3 separate regions of the Homo sapiens genome follow, and all the other regions are linked to region 3. The links are chromatin loops, found by intact Hi-C in ENCODE. Cell type or tissue: heart left ventricle. All regions are shown on one strand.

The links. Peaks named below come from ENCODE experiments on the same cell type or tissue, not always from the same donor. Only the 100,000 strongest peaks of a DNase experiment are listed, where the experiment ranks them.
Region 1: a loop joins it to region 3, with 4 times the contacts of the local background. A loop is called at or near these places in 8 of 110 quality-filtered maps.
Region 2: a loop joins it to region 3, with 7 times the contacts of the local background. A loop is called at or near these places in 39 of 110 quality-filtered maps.

What each region holds. Positions count from the first base shown.
Region 1 is chr22:27,103,239-27,111,238 of GRCh38, reverse strand. No RefSeq gene overlaps it. Among named protein-coding and RNA genes, the nearest start is that of LINC01638, 120 kb to the left of the region's middle. RefSeq lists an enhancer at 1-154. In heart left ventricle, no CTCF peak of the experiment used is centred here; DNase peaks (open chromatin) are centred at 2,238, 3,258 and 5,438; H3K27ac peaks cover 3,571 bases; H3K27me3 peaks cover 927 bases.
Region 2 is chr22:26,684,188-26,692,187 of GRCh38, reverse strand. All of the region lies in intron 1 of MIATNB (MIAT neighbor), which reads right to left. Among named protein-coding and RNA genes, the nearest start is that of MIATNB, 15 kb to the right of the region's middle. RefSeq lists an enhancer at 1,896-2,517. In heart left ventricle, no CTCF peak of the experiment used is centred here; no DNase peak of the experiment used is centred here.
Region 3 is chr22:27,805,899-27,813,898 of GRCh38, reverse strand. No RefSeq gene overlaps it. Among named protein-coding and RNA genes, the nearest start is that of MN1, 8.1 kb to the right of the region's middle. RefSeq lists enhancers at 2,847-3,368, 3,369-3,890. In heart left ventricle, no CTCF peak of the experiment used is centred here; a DNase peak (open chromatin) is centred at 3,188; H3K4me3 peaks cover 501 bases; H3K27ac peaks cover 1,102 bases.

The DNA.
Region 1 (8,000 bases), 700 kb after region 3:
GGGTGCCTTGGAATTTATTATCCAAGCATGCCTTTCCGAGGGGGCCTCACTGCCTGACACTGCTTTATCGGAAAGCTGGGAATGGTTAGCTGAGCCCATCTGTTAGCCAAAGAGGGGAACTCAGTGGGTGGGGAAGTCTGTGGAGTCATTTAAAAGGAATTTCTCTGATGCTGAGGCCAGGGCAGAAGGTTATCTGCCCGTGGGCCGTTGGGCTGCCTGGTTTGGGGTATTGGGGGCTTGGGGGTGGTGTGTGTGTGTTTGGTGGGGGACTCTCGTTGCTTGTTCTAAACCAAAAATTGCTAGAGCCCTTCCCCCTTCTGAACAACAATTTGAACTCTGCAGTGCTCTTTCATTGCTGAAACCACCACATTAGCATCGTCAGTGTCTTGGTGACGAATCTAGGACAGATGGGGATAAATGCAGTGATCTGAATTAATACTGGGGTGGCTAATGAATCCAGGAGCCAGGAAATAATTAGGAGAAGTTACTGCTCCTGACATGGCAAATAGAAGCTGTGTGTTAGATGCCTTCTTCTCTCTCCCCTCCCACCAACCAAGATGCCCCGGAAGACAGCTGTGCAGCCACCTGGGGTGGGGGACACTTGGATGTCAGGACTTGATCTTGGGTGAGGATTCTGGGACATTTATGACAGAGGCTGGTGAACAGCAGGTGGAGACAGGAGAATGGCGGTTCTTCCATTGTATATCAAAGGTTCTTCTGTGCTTGGAAAAAGCACTGGACTGGGAGCCCAGAGGCCTGGGTTCAAGTGCAGGCTCCTACTGGATCATCCTAAGGCATGTGGTTCCCTCCTCCAATGCTCAATGAAAGTAGAGCATGATCGAGGGTAGCATGCACTGTTTGCTGCCCAGGGGCAGGCCCATGCTAAATGATTTGCATAGGGCTCTCATTTAATCTTCCCCCACAGCTCTAGTACTCTGTTTGTTCTCACTCTACCAAGTCCAATTGTTTCAATAGCTCATTCAAGGGCATGCAGTTGATAGCAGAGCTGGATTCAAACCCAGAAATCAACTCAAAGGTCTGAGCCCTTGACCATACCATGTCACTGCCTTTTGCCACCAAGAGCCAGATAATCATTGATGTTTCTTCCAACACTGACATATTTTTAGGCCTTCATGATTCTTGTAGATATCTTGTAGATATCTGCTTTGCAATATGGGGAGTGAAAGGGAGTTGAGCTATGCTTTTGTAATTGGGTGTCTGAAAAGGCTGGGCCCCTATTATATATGATCATACGCTTTATTCTTCCTTTCTAAAACTTAGCATGTTTGCAATTGAATAATTAAGTGTTTATTGTTTAATGGTTATCTACCCTGCTAGACTGAGGCTCCAAAAAGATCTCATCTATTTTGCTCACTGTTATGTCCCCAGTGCAGAGAAGAGTGGATGATATGTTGTGTTCGAATTGATATCATTTGACTGTGTCCCCACACAAATCTCATCTTGAATTGTAGCTCCCACAATTCCCATGTGACATAGGAGGGACCCGGTGGGAGATAATAGAATCATGGGGGTGGTTTCCCCCATACTGTTCTCATGGTAGTGAATAAGTCTCATGAGAGCTGATGGTTTTATAAGGGGTTTTCCCTTTCACTTGGCTCTCACTCTTTCTTGCCTGCCACCATGTAAAACGTGCCTTTTGCCTTTTTCCATGATTATGAGGCCTCCCCAGCCACATGGAACTGAGAGTCCATTAAACTCCTTTTTCTTTATAAATTACCCAGTCTCAGGCATGTCTTTATCTGCAGCATGAAAATGGACTAATACATGATTGAATGAATGGATAAATGAATGAGTAAGTGAAGTAATTTGTGAATATATTAGTGAGTGAGTGAAGGAACATGTGAATAATTGGGTGAGTGAATGATTGAGTGAAGTTTGGAGTAAATGAAGGAATAAATGAGTGAATGAGTGACTGAGTGAGTGAATGAATGAATGCATGAATGAATGAGTGATTGAATGAACAAATGAGTGAGTGAGTTAATGAATGAGTGAAGCCGGGAGACCAGGCTGAACTCTGATGAACAGAAGCCCCTCAGCGATGCTACCTTGTGGCCGCCATTTCATCTGGCCTGCGCTGCTGCTTCCTGGGCAAGGAAGGGTGCAGGGAGCAGGCCCAGCGTGCAGTGTCTTTGAAAGGGCAGTGGGCACTGACAGGGGCTTCTCTGGCGCGGGGCTGAGGGGCCTTGTCCAAGGCTGACTCGGGCCCCCGCCTTCCCCCTCTGGGAGCGATGCTCGCTAGAGCTGCTTCACATGGACACGCTTGAATAGCAGCCAGGGCTGTCTGGGCATCACGTGACTACCCGGCTGCCAAGGGAGCTCGAGGCAGCCAGGGTGGGGGCGGGGGGGGGGTGTCGGGGGTCACCTCCGCAGTTAAGTAATGTACCTGGCGGAGACTATGCTTGTGGAGAACAGTTCAAGGAACAAAGCGTTCTTCATTTTTCTTTTCTTCCTTTTTTCTTGATTCTTCTTTCTTGGCAGTCTGGATTCAGAATGTTTTCATGCCGGGTGGCCAAGGTGAGGGAGCGTTTTCAGGCGAGGAAGGGCAAGTTTGTTTTTTGATCTGCAGGGCTGGGTGTGCCGTCTCATGGCTGAGAGCTGAAAGGCTAGACCAGAGTTCCCCAGTTCAAATTGCAGCTTCTGATCCTGGCACTGAGGATGACCTTGAGCTACTTAATCAAGTCTTGGGAGCTTCACTTTCCTTATCTGTTAAGAGAAAGGGATCATAGTATCTAGCCCAAGAGATTAGTTTGAGGATTCAAAGAGACAATGGGTGTAAAAGACTCAGCACATTGAGTTCAGTTAATGCAGTGAATATTAACAACGACAACAACAATAATATTATTAATTGCGGGAACAGAAAACTAGTCCTGAGGTTTCTTTGTGCCAGAGGTGGATACAAATTAGTTAGGAGAGCAAGCATTTTTGCCACTAGATTTCCAGACATGAGGGCAAAGAGAAACTAGTTGAGGGAGACCCCCCCCCCGTGGAGTCTTTGCAATTTTCCATCAATTGTCTGAGCCTAAAATGTTCCTAGAGTTCATAGGGTCTAAGTACCTGGAGATGCTGAGGCCCAGAGAGGGAAGGGACTTACCCCAGGTCACACAGTAGCAGATGGTTAGAGCCCAGACGTTCTTATCATGCTTGAATTAATCATTGTGGTCTAGCTTTTCTAACACAACAGCAGACTATGCCCCCAGCAAGGATGAGTCACTGATTGGCTGTGCTCAAGCCTGACCTGGGCTCAGAGCCAAGCCTGATGGAGATGAGGGATACTGGTGTGAACACTTCCTTCTGCCTACCCAGCATGTCACTTTCCCAAAGCAGGTAACTACCCATTCAGGTGTTCTGGTCCTCGTTCCTGCAAGGGTGAGTACTGGCATTTTGGCCTGCAGTTTAGAAGTGAGTGTCCCAAAGGTGAACTGATGAACCCAGGATCATACGACTCATAAGTGTGTGGACAGATGGGTGGATGGAGCTGGGTTAATTGAATGCCACTTTGTCCCAGACATATTGAGGCACATCATAAAAGTGCCACCAGCCAGAAAGACCATTCTCTAACCCAGAGACCTCTGAGAACTCATATTTTGACATTTGGCTTTATCTAACATTGAGTTGCATCATGACCTTAAGCAAGTTACTTCTGCTTTTTGGGCCTCAGTGTCCTCATCTGTCAAATGGAAGTACCATAGCATCTACCTCTCTGGGGATGATTGTGCAGACTGAGTCTGTTAATGTAAAGTTCTTTGAATAGAGTCTGATGTGCATTAACTGCTCAGTAAATGTTGGCTGCCAACTAACCCAGAGGTCACGGTTCCTGGAAAGGTGGCAAGACAGCACCCTGCAGAGGGCTGGGGCTTTGGAAGGTAAGGTACATGACCCTCAGCTGTGGACTCCCTATGTGTGTGACCATTCTCTGTTACGAGGCATGCATGGAGGCACACAGCGAACATGCACTATGCCTTCATCCAAAGGAGAAAACAAGTCAGAAGCTTCTAAGAATTTTGGTTCCATGCCCAGTAAGAAGGGCCTGTGCTGTGCCAAGCTCCCAGGCTTGGGATCATGAGCACATGCCAGCCCTTCTCTTTTTGGGTCCACTTGAAAATGATCAGAGCTGTCTGAGGGACTCTTGCAGAAACGGAGGCCAACTCCTTGCCTGTCAAGGGAAGCCTTGGGAAAAGAGGGATCCTTTCCATCTCTCTGCGCCCAGAAGAAGCATGGGTTCTGGTAGGAAGGACAGATGTACTTGATTGGAATCCCATCTCAGACACTGACCAGCTGTGTGACCTCAGGAAAGTCACTTTCCCTCCCTGACCCGCAGTTTTTGCATCTGTACAATGGGGTTACTTTGAGAATTTAGTAAGAAAGTCTTTGTGGGAGTGGGCCCCACTTTGCTTGTGGCAGAAACCTTAATGCCAAGCACAAGCTTAACCCATAAAGGGCATTTAACAAGAATGTGGCAAATGGGTGATGATCAACAGCTGAACAGGAGCCAGGGGGTATTCTAAACATTTCCTGACATCAGTTCATTTAGTTCTCACAGTGAGAGAGACTATAATGACCCCTATTTCACAAGTGAGCAAACTGAGGCTTGGGGAAAAAAGCTGAATCCCACGTCCAAGGTCACTTAGCTAGTAAGTGACAGAGCCAGGATTTGAACCCAGGCAATTTGAAACTAGAGCTTAAGCTTATAGCCACTAGGATGCAGCAGATGCAGAAAGAAGATAGAAAAGAGATGCAAAACGGACATCACCTAGACTAGCATATACATGGAATGATCAATAAGTATCTGTAAAATCAATGCATTAATTAAAAGCAAAAAAAGCACACAACAATTGCTTTATTTTCCCACTCTGCAGGGTCTCAGAGATACAGAATTGCACAGAGAGAGTCCCAGTCCACAGAGAAGGTGAAAACATAAATGATCTCGAGTGTTGCTGACTCTCACATCCAACAGAGCATCCAACAGAGGCTCACACAGGTGGCCATCTGACCAAAGCCAGCCCTCTGTAAGTTGACTTAGCCTATGTAGCATTTTAAAAAATATCTTCATTGGTCTCTGAAATTTAAAAGTTGAGATATTTCACATTAAAAAAAAAAAACAAAAAAAAACACAAGATTGCTGGTGTAGAAGAGAAAAGTGTCCTTCATTTTGCCATGTGCTGGCCTCACTTTTTATTGTACATTTCTGGCCAGTCTCCTGGGGGGCACTTGAGTTTGCAACTCCCATGTGTACAGGGCTCTGGGGTTCGGGAGGGAGAAACATAAGCATGTAGGCCAAAGACTCAGTGAAAGCCCCAGTTTTGGGAGGATTTTCTGGTCTTGCTTGGAGAAAGATGACTCACGAGGCCAGCATGTGTCTCTTGCCGAGCCAGGTTTCCTTTCCTACTTTGTTTTTATAAAGCAGAAATAGAAGTTTCCATAACGTGGTGCAACTCCACCCAGCAGGCCTTGGGAAGCCGCTGCTATCTGTGAGCGTCCAAGGGAGAGCTTTGGTTGGGAGCCTGCTATTGCTCATGGAGCTGTGAGCACAGCGGGACAGCATGTGCTCGTCTCCACTGTTGGCTCTGCCTGAAGATGGGGACTCCGTACTGCGTTCCTCCTTGGGTGAGACTGTCAAAGAGCTGGGTCCCTCAGGCCACAAAAGAGTGGGGTAGGAGAATCAGAGACTTAGTCCAGGTTCTACAACTAACCAATCCATCTATTTATCATCCATCCATCCATCCATCCATCCATCATCCATCCATACATCATACATCCATCTATCCATCCATCCATCTATCCATCCATCCATTCATCCATCCATCCATCCATCCATCCATCCATCCATCCTTTTATCCATCCATCCATCCATCCATCCATCCATCCATCCTTTTATCCATCCATCTAAGGACTGTTTATTGAGCACCTACCATGTTTCAGACACCCCATGCTATACTTTGAAGAGACAGAAATAAAATAGACACAGACTGCACTATCCTCATAAAGTCTACAGTCAGGTGGGAAAGGCAGATATCAAAAATGTAGTAATAGATGAAGATTTGGGAGCAACCAAAACGTCCATTGATAGATTGGTTAAATGCAATTTGGCTTATTCTAGCATGAGATACCATGTGGCCCTTAAATGAAGCAGATCCCTATATGGTGACAGAACAACACCTAAGTGACAAAAGTGAAGGCACAGGCAATGACTGCACTTCATGTCCATTTCTACAAAACAAGAGCCTTGGATAGGCTTTGATATATTGGTTCTTGTAGAGAAGGTCTCTGGAAGGATCTGCAGGAAATTGGGAAAAGTTGGTGTCTAGTGAGAAAGCTGGGGTACTAGGGTTCAAAGAGGTGAGAGAGTTTTTGTGCTGCTTGAATGTTTTATTTTGAATGTTTTATTTTTTGAATGTGTAATGTTTTGTCAATAATATGGCAAGGAAATTTTAGAGATGTTGGTCAAAGAATACAAAATTTCAGTTAGACAGGAGGAATAAATTCGAGGCATCTGTTGTACAGCATGGGTGACTATAGTTAATGACAATATATTGTGTACTTGAAAATTGCTAAGAAAATAGATTTGAAGTGTTCTCACTACAAATAAATGTTAAGTATGTGCAGTAATACATATGCTAATTAGCTTGGTATGGCCATTCCATAGGGTATACGTATTTCAAAATACCGTGCTATATACCATAAATGTGTATAATTTTTATTTGTCAAATAAAAAATAAGAAGATAAAGGTAGATAGATGAGAGAGAGAGAAAGAAGGAGAATAGAGAAAGATAGATATAAAGTATAAAGTGTGAGGATAAAAGAAAAAGAAAAAGCCTTTACGAGAAGTTGGGAGAGTGTTTTAAAAAGGAAATCCAGGGTGTCTTAGACATTCAGAGGAAGCTTCCCTAAAAACGCATTATTCCAGGCACTGGGAGGAGCAATAGGACCTTAGCCCCTTCCCTCCCCTTTGTGGACCTAAAGCGTTACATCTGTAAAATGGAAAGAAGGCACCTCCCAGCCCAAGACCTCAGAAACTCTAGGAAGCAGAGTTCAAATCCAGGCTGCCTTCACCACCTCACCCCAGGGCAAACTGCTTCCCCAGGGCTCCCTCTACCTTTTCCCCTCCTGTTTCCCCTTCCTGATTTGGTAGACAGACCTGATCAACACTGTGATGATCAAGAAAAAAGAAAGAAAGACAATTTGATGTATACCAAAGCTCATGGACATTAAACTCCTAAGATATGCTATGTATCTCTCTGGGGGAGGGTGAGCACCTGCACCTTTATCTCCATAACCACCAAATGAATTATGGAGGCCAAAAAGGTGAACCTATCTGTGTGGATGGCTGCCAGCTGCTGTGTTATACTAGTGTGTTATAATAATAGTAGTGGATATTTCATGAGTGCTAACTCTGCACCAAGTACTTAGCCTGTAAGATCTCACTCATTCTAAAGGCAAGTCTAGGAGAGAGGCTATTGAACCCTATGTTGAGATGAAGTATCTGGGGCTCAGAGAAATTGAGTTACTTATTCAAGTTTGCACAGCTACTAAGTGCTGCAGTGAGAACCTGAAACCAGGTTATTTTGACCCCACTTTTTGTTCTCTTAACCACCAACCTACTTTGCTGCCCATCACACAGGGAGCTCTACCTCCCCATTCATCCAGGCCAGCGAAGGCTTCCTGGAAGAAGTGTCATTTAGGTTGTGACTGGGAGAACCAGAAGGCTTTCAGTCTTCACTGTAAGAAAGATTAGCCATTTTCCACAAGGAGGTTTTCTTCAAAATAAAAGGCCCTGGAGACATTAAAAGGAAACTCATAAAAAATTCATCTCTGAGTAGTAATTGCATCATAAAAAGTATTGAGTTGGTGTGCAGATGCAAATTGGGCCGTATGAATTAATGATGTAAACAGTTGGAATGAGGGTGCACATTCAGAAAATGTCCTACACCGTCTTCTTCAGTGTGTGAGGCGAAGTTGGGCCAGGTGGCACTGTGCCCTG
Region 2 (8,000 bases), 1.1 Mb after region 3:
TTTGGGAGGCCGAGGCGAGCAAACTACCTGAGGTCAGGAGTTCAAGACCAGCCTGGCCAACAGGATGAAACCCCGTCTCTATTAAAAATATAAAAATTAGCCAGGTATGGTGGTGGACACCTGTAATCCCAGCTACTCGGGAGGCTGAGGCAGGAGAATTGCTTGAACTTGGGAGGCAGAGATTGCAGTGAGCCAAGATCATGCCACTCCACTCCAGCCAGCCTGGGCAACAGAGGGAGAATCTGGAATCTGTCAACAAAAAAAAAAGATGGAAAGATGAAAGAAAGAAAGAAAGAAAGAAAAAGAAAGAAAGAAAGAAAGAAAGAAAGAAAGAAAGAAAGAAAGAAAGAAAGAAAGAAAAGAAAAGAAAAGAAAAGAAAAGAAAAGAAAAGAAAAGAAAAGAAAAGAATGGAATCTCATTCCGCTCTGAACACAGTGCATAGCTTAAGACATGCAGTAAAAGTCTGATGAATGAATAGATTGGTCAGTGGATATATATGGGTCGATGGAGGTGGAGAGGTTGGAAGTCAAGTTTTGGAATTGAATTAGAATCCCAGCTTTGCCACTTGCTAGCTGTGTGACTCTGGTTTATTTACTTAACCTCTCTGGACCTTTACGAAGTAGAAATATAAGTGTGTCTCTCACTGGATTGTTAGATTGTCAGGAAACGGAAGGGTGCACGGTATGATCTGACTTTAAAGAGATTTGAATTTGAATCTGAACTCTAACACTAGAAGGTGTGTGACTCTAAGAAGTTGCTTGTGCGGCGTATCATCTATTTACCCCTCTTGATCCACTGTCCATCCTCCTCCAACCTACCCAGTCCCTAAGAAGTTGGTCTCTACTGGCTGCATAAATAGGCTGTGCCCCTTCCTCCAGCCTCTTGTTAAGATCAGCCAACGGAGAGCAACAACAGAAGATGAAAGAGAGGAAGGAAACTGAGGTCAACCTATTTATTCCTCTAGCTCCCTCCTTGCCAAGTCACCAGGGACTAGCTGTGTCCTTCAACCAAAGGTCCCAGCTTCTACTACGCAGCCCTCTCCTTCTGTGTCTCCCAGCTCCTCATCTGTTCATAACCAGGGGTGGTAATCAAGTCCCACCACTGCTATCCCCAGGGAAGTGCACTATTCCTGGTGGCTTCCCACATCCTGTCTGTGGAGGGCAGAAAACTCAACTGGCCGCCAAGATTCTAGCTCCCTGGTGAACACACCCTGAATAATCCCCTCCCCTTGACTGTGGCCTGAACTTGCAAATATGATGGGATTTCATACTGTCTTAGGTTGACTTTGAGTTAATCAAAAGGAAGGTTATCCTGGGTGGGCCTGGTCTAATCAGGTGACCCTTAGAAGTCAGAAAGATTTCAAGTGAGAGACAGCCATTTGCTGGCCCTGAAGGAGCAGATATCCAGGCTGTGAACTGTCTGTGGACTGAGGGTGGTCTCTAGGAGGTAAAAGCAATCCCTGGACAACAACCAGCAAGGAAGTGGGGACTTCAGTCCTGCAACTGCAAGAAACTGAGTTCTGCCAACAACCTGAGAGAGTTTGAAAGAGAACTTTGAGCCTCAGATGGCATCACAGCCCCAGCAACACCTTAATTTCAATCTTGTGAGACTCTGAGCAGAAAACCATGCTGTGCCTGAACTACTGACCTACAGGACTATGACCTAATAGAAGGGTGTTGTTTAAAGCCACTAAGTTTCTGGTTATTTGTTATGGAGCAATAGAAAACTAATACACTGTCAGCACCTCTTTGAATGGTACCTTTATTAAATTCTTCTTGAACCGGACTGATTTAACTGTGCCATCTATTTGCTGCTGGGCTCTGATGAGTGCATCATTTAACCTCTGTGCACCTCGGTTTCCTCAGCTGTAATAGGAGATGATGGTAACAAAGCTAATGTGAGGATGCAATGACACGGTGCATGTAAAGTGCCTCGCACTTGCTAAGAGTCCACCACGTGGAGAAAGAGACAGATGGACTGAAGCAACTTCTCTGACCAGACCCGCTTTCCGAATCCCCCGGGTCTTTTGGCCTTGTCATTGCGGCTGGAAAGTCAAAGCCCCGAATGTGGGTGGTCCCACCCCTTCCTAACTCCCAGTTGCCCAGTGCCTTTGGGATGAATACACCACCCTTCATGCTCTAATTGTTTTGACTGAAGATTAGTGGGATCTTACTGCTCCTGGGGTGTAAAGAGCCATTGTGAGTGGTTATGCATGCTGAATTTAACCCAATTTCCAACACAAGGGCTTGTTCGTTCTGCAGAGAAGCCCATTTAAATGGCCTCAGCACTGCTCCCTTCAATCCACTGGTGGCCGAAAGGAGGAGAAGGAGAGAAATGGGAAACTCCTCTTCTTAACCAAATGTCTCAGGAGGGCTCATACCTGGGGACCAAGTTTGTTAAGAGGCAGATCTCAGAGCAGTGGAGAAACAGCTCAGAAGAGAAGCAGCTGGACTGCTGGCACTCAACATCCACAACTGTCAACCAAATGTGGCTCTGCAGGCTTTCCTACTATGACCAGCTGCTTTAAATCTTTCTCCTACCCTGTTATCAATGTTCCTATTGGTGGGCAGAGGACCACGTCCCCTATTCAAAGACGATTTTAAGAGACTCACTCATTTCCTCAGACTCTATGTGGAGGATGTTACAAATAACACAGATCCTATTCCTGTCTTCAGGGAGAGAATAACCCAATGCTATAAAATAGGAAGGGCATGAAAAAAATCACTGGATTCATGATATTAGTGTATAATTATTAAGCGGGAAAGTTGGTAAGCTCTCTGAGCAGTAGACCTTGTAAAAACAGGTATTATACCAAAACATAGAGAAAGAGGGACCTGTGTTTGTTTAACTTTGATAAACTGGTTCAATGAAATGTCATGGGTGTCTTTGTTGCAGGACTTTTTAGTGCCTTTAATGTGATAATGTGCCTTGTGTATCTCTAATCTGGCTGGTTGTCAGGATTCTCTCTGAAGCTTCTCAAAAGAACGAATATGCCACAGGAATCAGAATCCCCAGAAGTCAGGCTCAGGAAACTGCAGTGTTAAAACACCTCCCAGGCTGATTTTTTATGGTCAGCTAACTTGACCTAGAGATTCGAATTTGGGACTATAGGAATTTCCCAAGGTTTCCTGACTCCTGAATATATCTGTTGGTACCTGTTGAAACTCTCCAGCATGCATATAAATAATTATATTTATTTCCCTGTTGCAATCCACTCCTCATTGGAAAATCTGCTGTGGGAATCTCAGTTCAATCCAGATGTGTACATTAAGGGGAGCCTGGTGCACCTTTCGCCACCACTAGCCCAATGGGAGAAGACAAATATCCCTGAACGCTTCAAAGCAGATCATGCACCTTGGTCCACTGGGATTTCTCCATTGCAGAGCCTCTTTTGGAAGATATGGTTTTGCCCTGGGTTTTCCTAAGGATGGAATGGCTACAGAGAACCCACTAATGAGATGTCTCCAGAAGCTGGAGCTGGGGCTGTCTGGGTGGGTCCTGGGAGTCCTGAAGCAATCAGAAAGCAGTGAGTGGGTTCTAGAAGGAGATGGTTTTTGAAGGTGGGGGAGACTTGGTCAAGACTCAACTCTTGGTTCTGTCTGTTCTCTACAGGACTTCAAGAGGCTGATCACCAATCTGAAGATTGACTTCTTCCCAGGGTCCCCACTGGCTACCTCATTATCTTTCAACAGCCTCATGCTGATATCTACAGCAAAGCAGCACACCTCTTTTTTTTTTTTTCTTGAGACGGAGTCTCGCTCTGTCGCCCAGGCTGGAGTGCAGTGGCGCGATCTCGGCTCACTGCAAGCTCCGCCTCCCGGGTTCACGCCATTTTCCTGCCTTCGCGCCATTCTCCTGCCTCAGCCTCCTGTGTAGCTGGGATTACAGGCGCCCACCACCACACCCGGCTAATTTTTTGTAGAGACGGGTATTCACCATGTTAGCCAGGATGGTCTGGATCTCCTGACCTTGTGATCCGCTCACCTCGGCCTTCCAAAGTGCTGGGATTACAGGCGTGAGCCACCACGCCCGGCCACACCTCTTTTTAAGAGACAACATGGGGTGCTCAGCAATCATGGAATTTGCCAAAATAATTAAATACAACCCCCAATTCTTCTCTGGACAAGTTATCCAACATATCTGAGCCTCGGTTTCCTCATCTGTAAACTAATAAAATAAAATCTACCTCCCAGCCTGGTAAACATTAAATACATGACATTGCAAAGCACCTAACACACAGTAGGCCTTCAATAAATGTGAGTTATTTTTTCTTCCTTGTTTCTTTCTTCCCCCAAAAGGCTTTGCATCTGAGAGTCAGCAGAAAGAGGATAGTTTTTCATTGGCCTGCAGTGTGACATTGGACATCTCTTGGGCTCTAAATTCACTGGGATACTTTTGGTTGAAAGTAACAGACTCATTCAAATTAGCCCAAGCAAGGGAGGTAGGGGGAAGAATAATTATTACAAAGATGCAGAGATAACTCAGAGAACCAAGGAGCTGGAATGCAGTCAGGTTTCAGGAGTGGCCTGGAAACAGGAACTGAGATGTACCAGGAAATCTAAGATGTACTACTTTCTGTATCCCTCATCCTTTCTCCTCTCTCAGCACCACTTTCATTCATAACTAGTTCCCTGTTTACAGTACAAACAATGGCCATCAACTCCCCTAAATACTCAAGTTGGCCAGTAGGACCCCTTCCCTTAAACCTAATTCCATACTAAGGAAGATCTACATTGGCCCAGCTTGGATTGGGCTCTACTCCTAGTCCAATCAACAACATCTGGGGTAGAGCCAAGAGGCTTTCATTGGCTTGGCTTAAGATGGGCTCTACCCCTTGTCCAATCAACAGTGTCCACAGGTGGGGTCGTGAGGCTTTCATTGGCCCAGTTTGGGTTGGGCCCTTCTCCTAATCCAATCAACCACATCCAGAGGTGGTGCCATAAGGTTTTCATTGGTTTGGCTTAAGATTGGCTCTACCCCTTGTCCAATCAACAGTGTCCACAAGTGGTGCCTTGATGCTTTCATTGTCCCAGCTTGGGTCGGGACCTACCCCTGGTCCAATCAAGAGCATCCAAGAATGGAGCCATTGGCTTAAGATGGGCTCTACCCCAGTTCAATAAGCAGCAGCCAGGAATGGGGCCATGTTACACAAATATGGTGGCTTCTACTGTAGCTGTGCGGATGGAGAAAGTAAAGGACAGTCTTCAGAAAAGGGCAGCTGGGTGTGCCAAACAATAAGTGACTTGCTGAAAGCAATGAGAAATAATACCTGCCCTCAAGGAACTCATAGTTCCAAGGGAGTTTCAGACCCAGAGACAGATAAACACCATTCCTACTCAGAAAAGGCCGTTACATTGGTATGACCCAGAGACATCCACATAACCAGGGTTTGACGGGAGAAGTTCCCAGAAGCTGCACCAACTGCCTCCCCAAAGCCATCCTAGCACCTGATGAGCTAATTAATCACAATTATTATTGATGGCAGTGCCAATCCACCTGCTCGTGTCACAAGACATTAGTTATTGCCAGGAATGATGAATCCCAGGATGTAGAACATGCTAAAAATATTAATCTACCAGTGAAAATGATTTTAATTGGATTTCGCCCTTGGGGTCATGTCAGAGGCCCGCTTTCAATCAGACTTCTCCAGTCAGCAAAGCAGACCCCAGCCTTTCAAATTGAAACTGTGATTGGCTGGCAGAGGTTAATAGAAATGTTGGGAAATAAATAGGTTATTGATTGATCATAACAATCAGCCGGCTCCCAGCTTACCTTGTTGACCTCGCCCACCCAATTTTACGGCAAACGCGGTTAGCATCTAATTATAGATCACCTTTACAATACTGTGTATTAATGAGAAGATTATACAGTGGGGCATAGGGGAATTCTTACTGGAGAAGTTTCCCAGTGGCAGAAAAATTTGGTGAGACCTCTTGTCGAACATGGGGACCATCAGCGAGTGTGGGGGATTCTAGGAAGAATAAAATGACTCTCCCCACATCCCTGCCTAAAACCTCATTCATTCAAGCAACATGCATTTATTGAGCGTAAGATTTGCACAGGGGACCGTGGTACGTGGTGCTGTATCCGATGCAGTCCCTCTGCTTAGGAACTCACTCTGTAATGCACTGGTTCTAAAACATCTGCGAGCCCAAGAATCATTTGCCAGATGAAAGACAGATTCAGCCAGACATCGTGGGTCACGCCTGTAATCCCAGCACTTCGGGAGGCCAAGGCAGGAGGATGGCTTGAGAACAGGAGCTTAAAACCAGCCTGGGCAACCTAGCAAGATCCCATCTCTACAAAAAATAAAAATAGCCAGAAATGCTGGCCCGTGCTTATAGTCCCTGCTATTCAGAGGCTGAGGCAGGAAGATCCCTTGTGCCCAGGAGTTCAAGGTTACAATGAGCTATGATTGTGCCACTGCACTCCAGTCTGGATGACAGAGTGAGATCCTGTCTCAAAAAAAAAAAAAAAAAAAAAAACAGAGACGCAGATTCCTGGGCCGACACACTGAGATTCTGATTCAGAGGGGTCTGTATTTTTAACCCATTCCACCTTGAAAACTATGATGTGGTTGGAGGGCCTCATTTCGAGACACATTGGCCTGATCAGGAAGAAAGATCTACACAAAGAAAATTACAAATCAGTGTCTTGGGTGTTTGGATTAAAGTTTATCCAGAGTCCAGCCAGACATAAGGAACGTGAGGTCAGCTGAACCTGGAAGCCTTCATAAAGCAGGTGAGGTTCACACCGAGCAGGAATATCCAAGGTGAACTTGAAGAACAGTTTGCCCTCATAAAAGGATACTTTTAATGGGCACTAATGGTGTGCACAGCAGTGTTATCTGCCCCACCAGGGAGAGAAGGGGTGTCTGCCTCTCTCTTTCAAAGTACTAACAACCTGGTTGCTTTCTCAATTCCAAGTGGCCCCTCACCATGCACAAACCCTTTACTGGTTTGTTTGTTTTTTTTTAAGAGACAGGGTCTCACTCACTCACCCAGGCTGGAATCAGTGGCATGATCATAGCTCACTGCAGCCTCGAACTCCTGGGCTCAAGCGATCTTCCTGCCTCAGCCTCCCGAGTAGCTGGGACCACAGGTGTGCCTCACTATGCCTAGCTAATTTTTTTACTTTTATTTTTTTATTTCGTAGAGACAGGGTCTCACTGTTTTGCCCAGGCTGGTCTTGAACTCCTGTCCTCAAGCGAACCTCCCACCTCAACCTCCCAAATTGCTGAGATTACAGGTGTGAGACATCATTTGTTGAACCAATATGGAGAGGCGGTGAAGGTGGCAGAGATGGGAAAACAGGGTAAAATGACTTGCCATAGGTCATACAGCCCTGGTACATCTAGATAAGAACACAAGTCCAATGTCAACACACTACGGTGTTGCTGCCGCCTTATTTGTGGGGACAGCCCTTCTGAAGAGGATGAAGTTGCTGGGGAGGTAGGGCACAGCTAGGATTGGAGGGCCTGAACAAATGGTTCAATCCCAGCTTTTAACACAGTGCTGGGAAGGCCTCACTCAGGCAGTCAGACTGGGCTTCTGGCAGACTTTCAGGATGCTGAAGTGAGTCTGTGAAGGCAGATCCTCACCTCAGAATTAAGGAGGGAACTGCCTTTTAAAGAATAACAGACAGAAGTGTCTGGAAGTCACAGGCACAGGGTAGCTGGTCCACAGTGGAGACAGAGGAGTCTCAGCCCCACAACACCAGTGTGGATGGTGTCTTTGATAAATGCAGTTTCTCACCTGGACTCCTCCACAGCCTCCGCCCCAGGCTTCCTGCTTCCCCGTCCCCCTCCAATCCATTCTGCACCCAGCAGCTGGAAGCCAGTGTTTACAGCATAAATCAGAGGTGTCACTCTGCAGTACAAAACCCTCCAATGGCTTCCAAATATACTTAGAGTCAAATCAGATTCCTTATTGTGGCTCAGCAGGCCCTGAGTTATCCAACCCTGGCTTGCCCCTTCAACATTACATCCCACCAGCCTCTT
Region 3 (8,000 bases):
TGCAGAGAGGAGAGGATGTCACCCTGCCCGAGGTCATCAGGCTTCTGAGGCACCGTGACTCCTGAGCACAGTGTTTTTAAGAATTAGTGGGCCTTAGGCTGGGCGCGGTGGCTCACGCCTGTAATCCCAGCACTTTGGGAGGCTGAGGTGGGTGGATCACGAAGTCAGGAGTTCGAGACCAGCGTGGCCAACATGGTGAAACCCTGTCTCTACTAAAGATACAAAAACTTAGCCGGGCATGGTGATGCACACCTGTAATCCCAGCTACTCGGAAAGCTGAGGCAGGAGAATTGTGTGAACCCAGGAGGTGGAGGTTGCAGTGAGCCGAGATAGTGCCATTGCACTCCAGCCTGGGCAACAGGGTGAGGCTCCATCTCAAAAAAAAAAAAAAAAAAGAATTAGTGGGTCTTGGGCTGTGTGTGGTGGCTCACGCTTATAATCCCAGCACTTTGGGAGGCCAAGGCGGGCAGATCACCTGAGGTCAGGAATTTGAGACCAGTGTGGCCAACATGGCAAAACCCCGTCTCTACTAAAAATACAAAAATTAGCTGGATGTGGTGGCAGGTGCCTGTAATCCCAGCTACTTGGGAGGCTGAGGCAGGAGAATCACTTGAGCCCAGGCAGCAGAGGGTGCAGTGAGCCAGGATTGCACCAGTGTCCTCCAGCCTGGACAACAGAGCGAGACTCCGTCTTAAAAAAAAAAAAAAATTAGTGGGTCTTGATTCAAAGAAGTTGGAAATATATTTTTCACAAATGCAGTAATTCACACATAATGAAACAAAAGTTTCACTAGATAATTGTTGTAATATAAGGTGTACTTACTTGTATAGCTTACGTTTTGTTTTTATTGTGGTAAAATATACATAACATAAAATGTATCACTTTACCCATCTTTAAGTGCTCAGTACAGTAGCATTAAGTACCACCACATTGTTGTGTAGCCATTACTGCTATTCATCCACAGAACTTTTTCATCATCCCAAACAGAAACTGCACCCATGAAACACTAACTCCCTATTCCGCGATACCCCGTCCCCTGGTAAACTTTAATTCTACTTTCTGTTTCTATGAGTCTTCTTCTAGTTACTTCACGTTAGTGGAATCACCCACTGTCTTTTTGTGTCTGGATTCTTTCTTTCTTTCTTTCTTTTTTTAGATGGAGTTTCACTCTTGTGGCCCAGGCTGGAGTGCAATGGTGCGATCTCGGCTCACCACAACCTCTGCCTCCTGTGTTCAAGTGATTCTCCTGCCTCAGCCTCCTGAGTAGCTGGGATTACAGGTACGCACCACCACGCCCAGCTAATTTTGTATTTTTAGTAGAGATGGGGTTTCTCCATGTTGGTCACGCTGGTCTCGAAGTCCCAACCTTAGGTGATCCACCCACCTCAGCCTCCCAAAGTGCTAGGATTACAGGCATGAGCCACCGTGCCTGGCCTGGATTATTTCATTTGGCATAATGTCTTCAATGTTCATCCATGTTGTAGCATGAGTCAGAATTTCATTTCTTTCTTTTTTTCTTTTTTCTTTTTTTTGAGACAGGGTATTGCTCTGTTACCCAGGCTGGAGTTCAGTGATATGATCATAGCTACTGCAGCCTCAACTCCCTGGGCTTGAGACATCCTCCCACCTCAGCCTCCTGAGTAGCTGGGACCACAGGCATGTGCTACCATGTCTGGCTATATTTTTAATTCTTTTGTAGAGACAGGGTCTCCCTATGTTGCCCAGGCTGGTCTCAAATATCTGGGCTTAAGCGATCCTCCTGCCTCAGCCTCCCAAAGTGCTGGGATTACAAGACTGTGCCTGTCTAGAATTTCATTTCTTTTTGTGGCTGATGAGTATTCCATTGTATGTGTATACCACACTCCCTAAATGGCTTTTTAATCTATAAATTGGTCACAATCTGCAGTTTGAAAAGTACCAAGTAGGGCCTTGCAGGATGAATAGGAGTTCATAAGACTGGACTGCAAGGGCCCTTCACTCCTTCATTCGGAAAATGAATGAAATGCAAACAGAAGTGGCCAAAACCAGGAAGAACCCCTGCTGGTTGGGTGCTCCTGATGGAGTGGGGTGGACTGAGATTCATTAAGGATCCCAGAAGATAACACTGCTGGATGTTGCGCTACCCAGACCTTGGGGGTAAGAGAGCATTCCAGTGCCGGGATTATCTGGTAGGAGTTGCCGGGGGCGGCGGGGGGCATTTCCCTGAGGATGTGGCGGCTGAGCTGAGGTGTGGCTGTGCCTTCACTGAGCAAAAAGCCCTCCAGCCATGGGCACAACCCCTGCCAGGGCCTGTGATGGGAGAAGGTGAGAAGGGCACAGTAGGGGCCAGTGCAGCTCTGGTGGAGGGACTGGGCCAGGCATGGCAAGGTCACCCGGGCTGGGCATGCAGGGCCTTGCACACTGCAGTGAGGAATTTGATCTTTATTCTCAAAAGATAGATCCACTGAATGTTCTAAGGATATGAGTGAAGGGCTGTCTGTGACCTGACTTTATCAGGTTTAGAGCCCAGCTGCTGCCCAGGTCTGGAGAGCGGTGGCCAGGGCCAGGAAGGGAGGGATAAAATGGGCAGAGATTTCAACAGACCTGGGAGTGGGCTGAATCAGTGTGGGCACTTTGTGCATGTGTGTGTGCATGTGGACACAGGTGTGCATGAGTGCATGTACGTGTGTGTGCACACCCAGCAAGCATTCAAGTTAGGGGAGCGTCCCCAGGCCTCCCTCTCTCCACCTGAGCCAAGAAGGTGCAGCAGACACACTGATGACCAGGGTGACTCCATGCCTGGTGATACTCCCCTCCTCCAGGCCTGACCTCTGGAACATCACTGGGTCCCGGTGCCTCCTGCTCCCGCTCTCTCCCAGCTCCCTGTGATTTAAGAGGCATTTTCCTTTTGGGTGATATAGATTCCAAAACGCTGCATCCATCTCCTGGGCTTGGTGAGGCCGGCCTGTCTGAGTTATAGCAGATTGCTTTCTGCTCAGGGAAGGGGGGCGGAGGGCACTGGTTTGCTCTTAACGCTCTCTGGGCTCGGAACATTTGAGCAAACATTCCTGGCCGCTTTGGAAGTTTGGAAACCCAGATGAGCTCATCGGAGCCAGAGGTGGGGGCAGCTGGCGCCTGCAGCCTGCCTGGAGCTCACCAGGTGGCCGGGTGGCAAATGTCGGAGGCTGGCGGCTAAGCCTCAGCTGGGGTGGAGGTGGCCAAGAGAGGGTGGGGCCTGCACAGCTGGGGCCTGGCCCAGAGAACCCGGGGTGAGTCCTCTCTCTACTCAGCGCTCCTTTTCCTTGCTGGCAGGGCCTTGGCGTGACAAGGCCTCCGGACCGGACCGGAGCCAGGAGTCTCAGGACCATGCAGCCAGGGTCTGAGGGGAGACCAAAGAGAGCAGGCACCTCATCAATTCAGGGCTGCCCCGCAGGGAGCCACCCGCCCTGCAGGGGCCTGGCTCCATGTAGTAGCTGCCGTTTATTGAGTGTTAACTACGTGCTAAATGCTCTGTGCTTGTTCACCCCCCTGACAACTCCAGAGAAGATTATCCTCCTCATTTGACAAATGGGGAAACTGAGGCTCAAGGAGGTAAAGGGACTATGTGCAGTCGAGCCTGAGGCCGACCCTGTTCACCTCCAGACTGCACTGCCTTCCTGCTATGCACACAACAACAATTAAAGGAAGAGCTGGTAACACTGTCACAGGGCGAATGGTGATGATTTGTGAACGTTTCCAAGAATCTGATCAAATAAGCACATTACTCACTGCCTCTGGGCTCTGTTTCCTAGTTGGGTGGGAAGGGCCATTCAAAGCCCATCAGCCCCATTGTCGTCCACTTTACAATCCCTTAGACAGTGTGACTGATGGTGGGGGTGGGAGGTGGGGTGTCTGAGGGTTCCCTGGGGGTTCCGTTCGTTTCCTTCCTGAGCCCTTTGGGCAATAAGTGTGGGATCTTCTTTTGGAGGAACTCTCCCCAAGCTCCTTCTCAAAGTGGTGTCCTGCCTCTAGGTTCCCGTCCATAAAATGGGCACACATCTATTCCTGCAGTACAATTGGTGCGAGAATTAGAAATAACCTATGGAAAGGAGTCCATCTTATGGTGAGTGCTCAGAGATGGGAGGCTGCTTTCCTCCTATCCTGGATCTCTGGAGGATGTCAGCAAGGCACCCCCCATTTCTTACACTGGAGCACACTTCCAGGGAGCCTTAGAGAGGAGGTGCCTCTACTCGCCTCCCAGGGATGGCGTGTGACTGCTGTGCTTAACCTACACCATTTCATTCCGTCTTCACGTATGTCCTTTGCTGTAGGTACTGCTGGAAACTGATTTTACAGATGAGGAAACTGAGGCACAGAGAAGGGAATGATGCACTCAAGGTCACAGATCTCAGATCTGTGTGATGCTCTAAACCACCCCAGCACACCCCTCTGTAAGGAAAGTGAAGAGGAATGGGGCGCTGTAGAGCAAACAGGGACGCACCTGCCACATGCCGGCTGCCGTCGCTGCTGACACATGGAGGAGCTTGGCTGCAGACTCCAGCTGCACACAGGGCTCCTTCCTGGAAGATAAGCTCAGCCTGGGTCTTGGCATTGGGGGTGGTTCCTTCCAGCACTTGCTCTTTACCTCAGTGGAGACAGGGCATGCAGCCATGGGTGTCTGAGAGGGTGGGGGACAGGAGATGCAGGTGACAATCGACAGTGTGATTTGAAAGGTGTCGGCTAATGACTGGTCCATCCAAAGTTTTCCCATCATAGATGCTTATTTTGTTCTGTTTATGAGGCTGGCTTTCCAGCGAGGTTCTCGGTGGTAATGAGCCCACATTGCTGATGGCCGCAGGGAGGGAAAATGAAGAGGTGGGGAGGGAGGGGCTTGTGAGCATGCTAAATAGGTTTGTTGAATAACCTGCTGAACTTTTGCATTTTCTGACTAATTGTGTGGTATGTGACGCTTTATGAGTGATGGCTGTTTTTTTTATTCCTCCTTTTTTTGCTGAATAGGGACTTTTTCAAGGGGAGGCTAACTGGGCCCTGGAGTCGCTGGGGCCTCCGTTCCAGCCTGTGGGGCTGGTTTGAGTTATTTTGGGAGCAGGGCCTGGGTTCAGCATACTTCACTTAGAGAATGGAAAATAGAAGCTCATAGCTGGATGCCGTCTGGGGAAGAGAAACCCACGTAGATGGAGACATTGGCAGGATGGCTCTAGGACCCTACGGATCCGAGTATGAAACCAGGCCCTGCCATGCAGTCGCGATGTGGCTTTGAACACGTCGTTCTTGTACCAATCAGAGCCTCCATTCCAGAGGATAATGGAGATGCTTACTTCCTAGGGTTGCTTTCTGGATTCAGTGAGGTCTAAGAGAGTTTCTGTGTTCAGAAAAGGGGAGGTTTGTAGCATCGTTCCAATTCATGCTTTCAAGCAAGGGTCTCATTTCTGATCCTCCATGTCACAAGCTAAGCGTGTTGCTGTGCGGTTGAGATACTGGCTCTGGCTCTGAGCTAGACTCATGAAAATGGAGCATTCCCCGGGAAGGTTGGGTTGTCCAGGAGATCTGGAGACTAGCGGCAAGCTATGGAGCCTCAGCCCCATGTGTCTGGTACCTGGGAAGTTGAAATGCCCTATAGTGGCCACAGCTCTTCTCCTGCACAGGTAGCCCTGCCAGGCCAAGTGCGCTGGGGATACTTCTTGTTCCAGGTATCTTTTGAGGGGAAATTCAGTAGTTCCCTACACTGAAACCTTGTGATCAGACCCCAGAGACCTCAGGGGAGCAGCGAAGTAAAACAATAGAGAAAGCAGGGACCCCTCTTTAGGGCTGGGACTCTCCAGGGGCTTAGACCCAGGGCCAGGCATCAGAACTGTGGGCAAGGCGTCCTCTTTCCAGATGGTAGCCCTGGGTTTGAGAAAGGGAGAATCTTTGTGACTGATACGTGGGCTAATGGTGAAGTTAGGCTAGGCCTGGTTTGAGTTCTGGCTCTGACTCTTACTTGCCGTGTGACCTAGGGCAAGCTCCTTCACCTCTCTGTGCCTCAGTTTTCACTTTTATAAAATGGAAAAAGAATAGAACCTACCTCACAGGGTAGCTATGTAATATACTAACACTATAAAATATACTGTACATATATAATTTATATAAGTTATATAGTGGGGACTGGGTGCTTTCTCACACTTTTGCCTCCCTCACACGCTTGGAGACAGGTCGGGGGTGGTGATACTGGGCTTTGAACCTAGGAGATCTGGCTCTCATTTAGAAATGCCCCTAAACCTACCCCAACTGAGAAATGGGCAGGAGGTCCTGCTCCGCAGAGAGCAGCATCTATAATCACCGAACCAAGAGGGGACTCTTGTCTGTGCACGGGCCTGAGATGGAAGAGGCAGCAGGCACGGTCCTGCTCTGTGCTGGCTGCTTGGGTACAGACCTGAGACTTCCCCTATCCCAAGCCCTGTTTCCAAGGAAACTAGGTAAAGATGGCTCCTGGGGCCACAGTGAAGGCAAAGAAAGGGAGACCCTCAGGTCTCCAGGGATATTTAAAACTCACCTTGGACAATGTCTCTTGGTCTTGCTTTAAACCTTTCCATAGCTCCCCAGAACAATGTCCAAACTTTCCCACCCGGCCTTGAGGTCCTCCTGATCCTGCCCCTTCCTCATACTGCTCTAAACTCACTTCTGCTTGAGCCTTCCTGCACCCCGTCTAACATGATTACTCCTCTTGGAAAGTCCTGTGACCCTATTTGGTTGTCAAACTCCTATTCTACTTTCAAAACCCAACATTGGGAATCCTTCTCTATTATCCCTCCTTCCCGGCAGTTATTTTGTCCCTTACAGGTGTGTAATGTAGTCCTTTCACATCAAATAGTAGGTTTCCTTTGATCTGGCTTGAAGGCTGGGACTGTGTCTGCTACATTTTTTCTTGAGTTCCTAGACCAGGCCCTGGCATATTATAAGCATTTGGTATGTACATAATGAACAGATCGAGGAGAGACCCCAAAAGACAGACATTGTGTGTAGCAAGATAGACGAGGTGCTGTTGCTTGGCAAACAGCAGACTATAGCTCCATGAGGGTCTCATATCTTCTGACTCTAGTCATCTGCCCTCTCCTCTGTCCTGGTCATAGCTGGGGCTTCCTGGGATTGTGGTTCTGTTCTGCATCTCCCCGCATCCAAACACAGAAGAAATAATCATGGTCATAAGAGGGGCTGCCATTTAAAGAATGTCTGTCCTGTGCCGTGCTCTGTTCCACTCTGAAAGCATTGTCTCCAGTCCCTATGCTGTATATCAACTGGCCTTCATGTCTCTTTCCAACAGGGGAAACTGAGGTTCAGAGAAAAAAGTATTTTGCTTAAGGTCACGCAGCTCATAAGTGGTGAAGACAAGACTTGAATCTGAATCTGTAATGCCCAAATCCTTGACCTTTCCACCACTGGCCCACTGGAGAGGCCTGTTCTGCTGACCCCAGGTGTCCGGAGAAGTAGCTTCCCCTCCAGTCCTTCTAGGAACACTGCCTGCAAGAAGGGCTTGAGCTTCTGTGGTCCCGGTGAGTTTCCAAGCTCCAAAGGATACGGGGGTTAGAGGAAGAAGGCTAAGGATATTGCTGTGTGTGTGTGTGTGTGTGTGTGTGTGTGTGTGTTTGTACTAGTTTCTCATGTTTGTGTGGGTGAGGGAGACACTGAGAATAATATGAATCATAATTTTGATAATATTTGGTAATAATCACAGTGGTAATAAAGGTTGCTAACACTTGTTGGCACTTACCATGTCCCCTGCACTGTGCTAAGTGTTTTACCTGAACGATCACATTCAGGTAGAGCAGGCCGTGGTTAAGAGACAGGCGTCAGTGTCAGGGAGATTAGAATCTCAGCTCTGCCATTGTTTGACTTTGGGAAAGTCCCTTGACTTTCTCGATCTCCTCATCTGTAGAATGGGTTCTGAGTCCCCACTTCATGGCGTTGCCGTGAGGATGACCATGGGTATAATGCACAAAGCACCAGCCTGACACGGAAGGAGCCTTCCATGTCCTGAAGCCAGT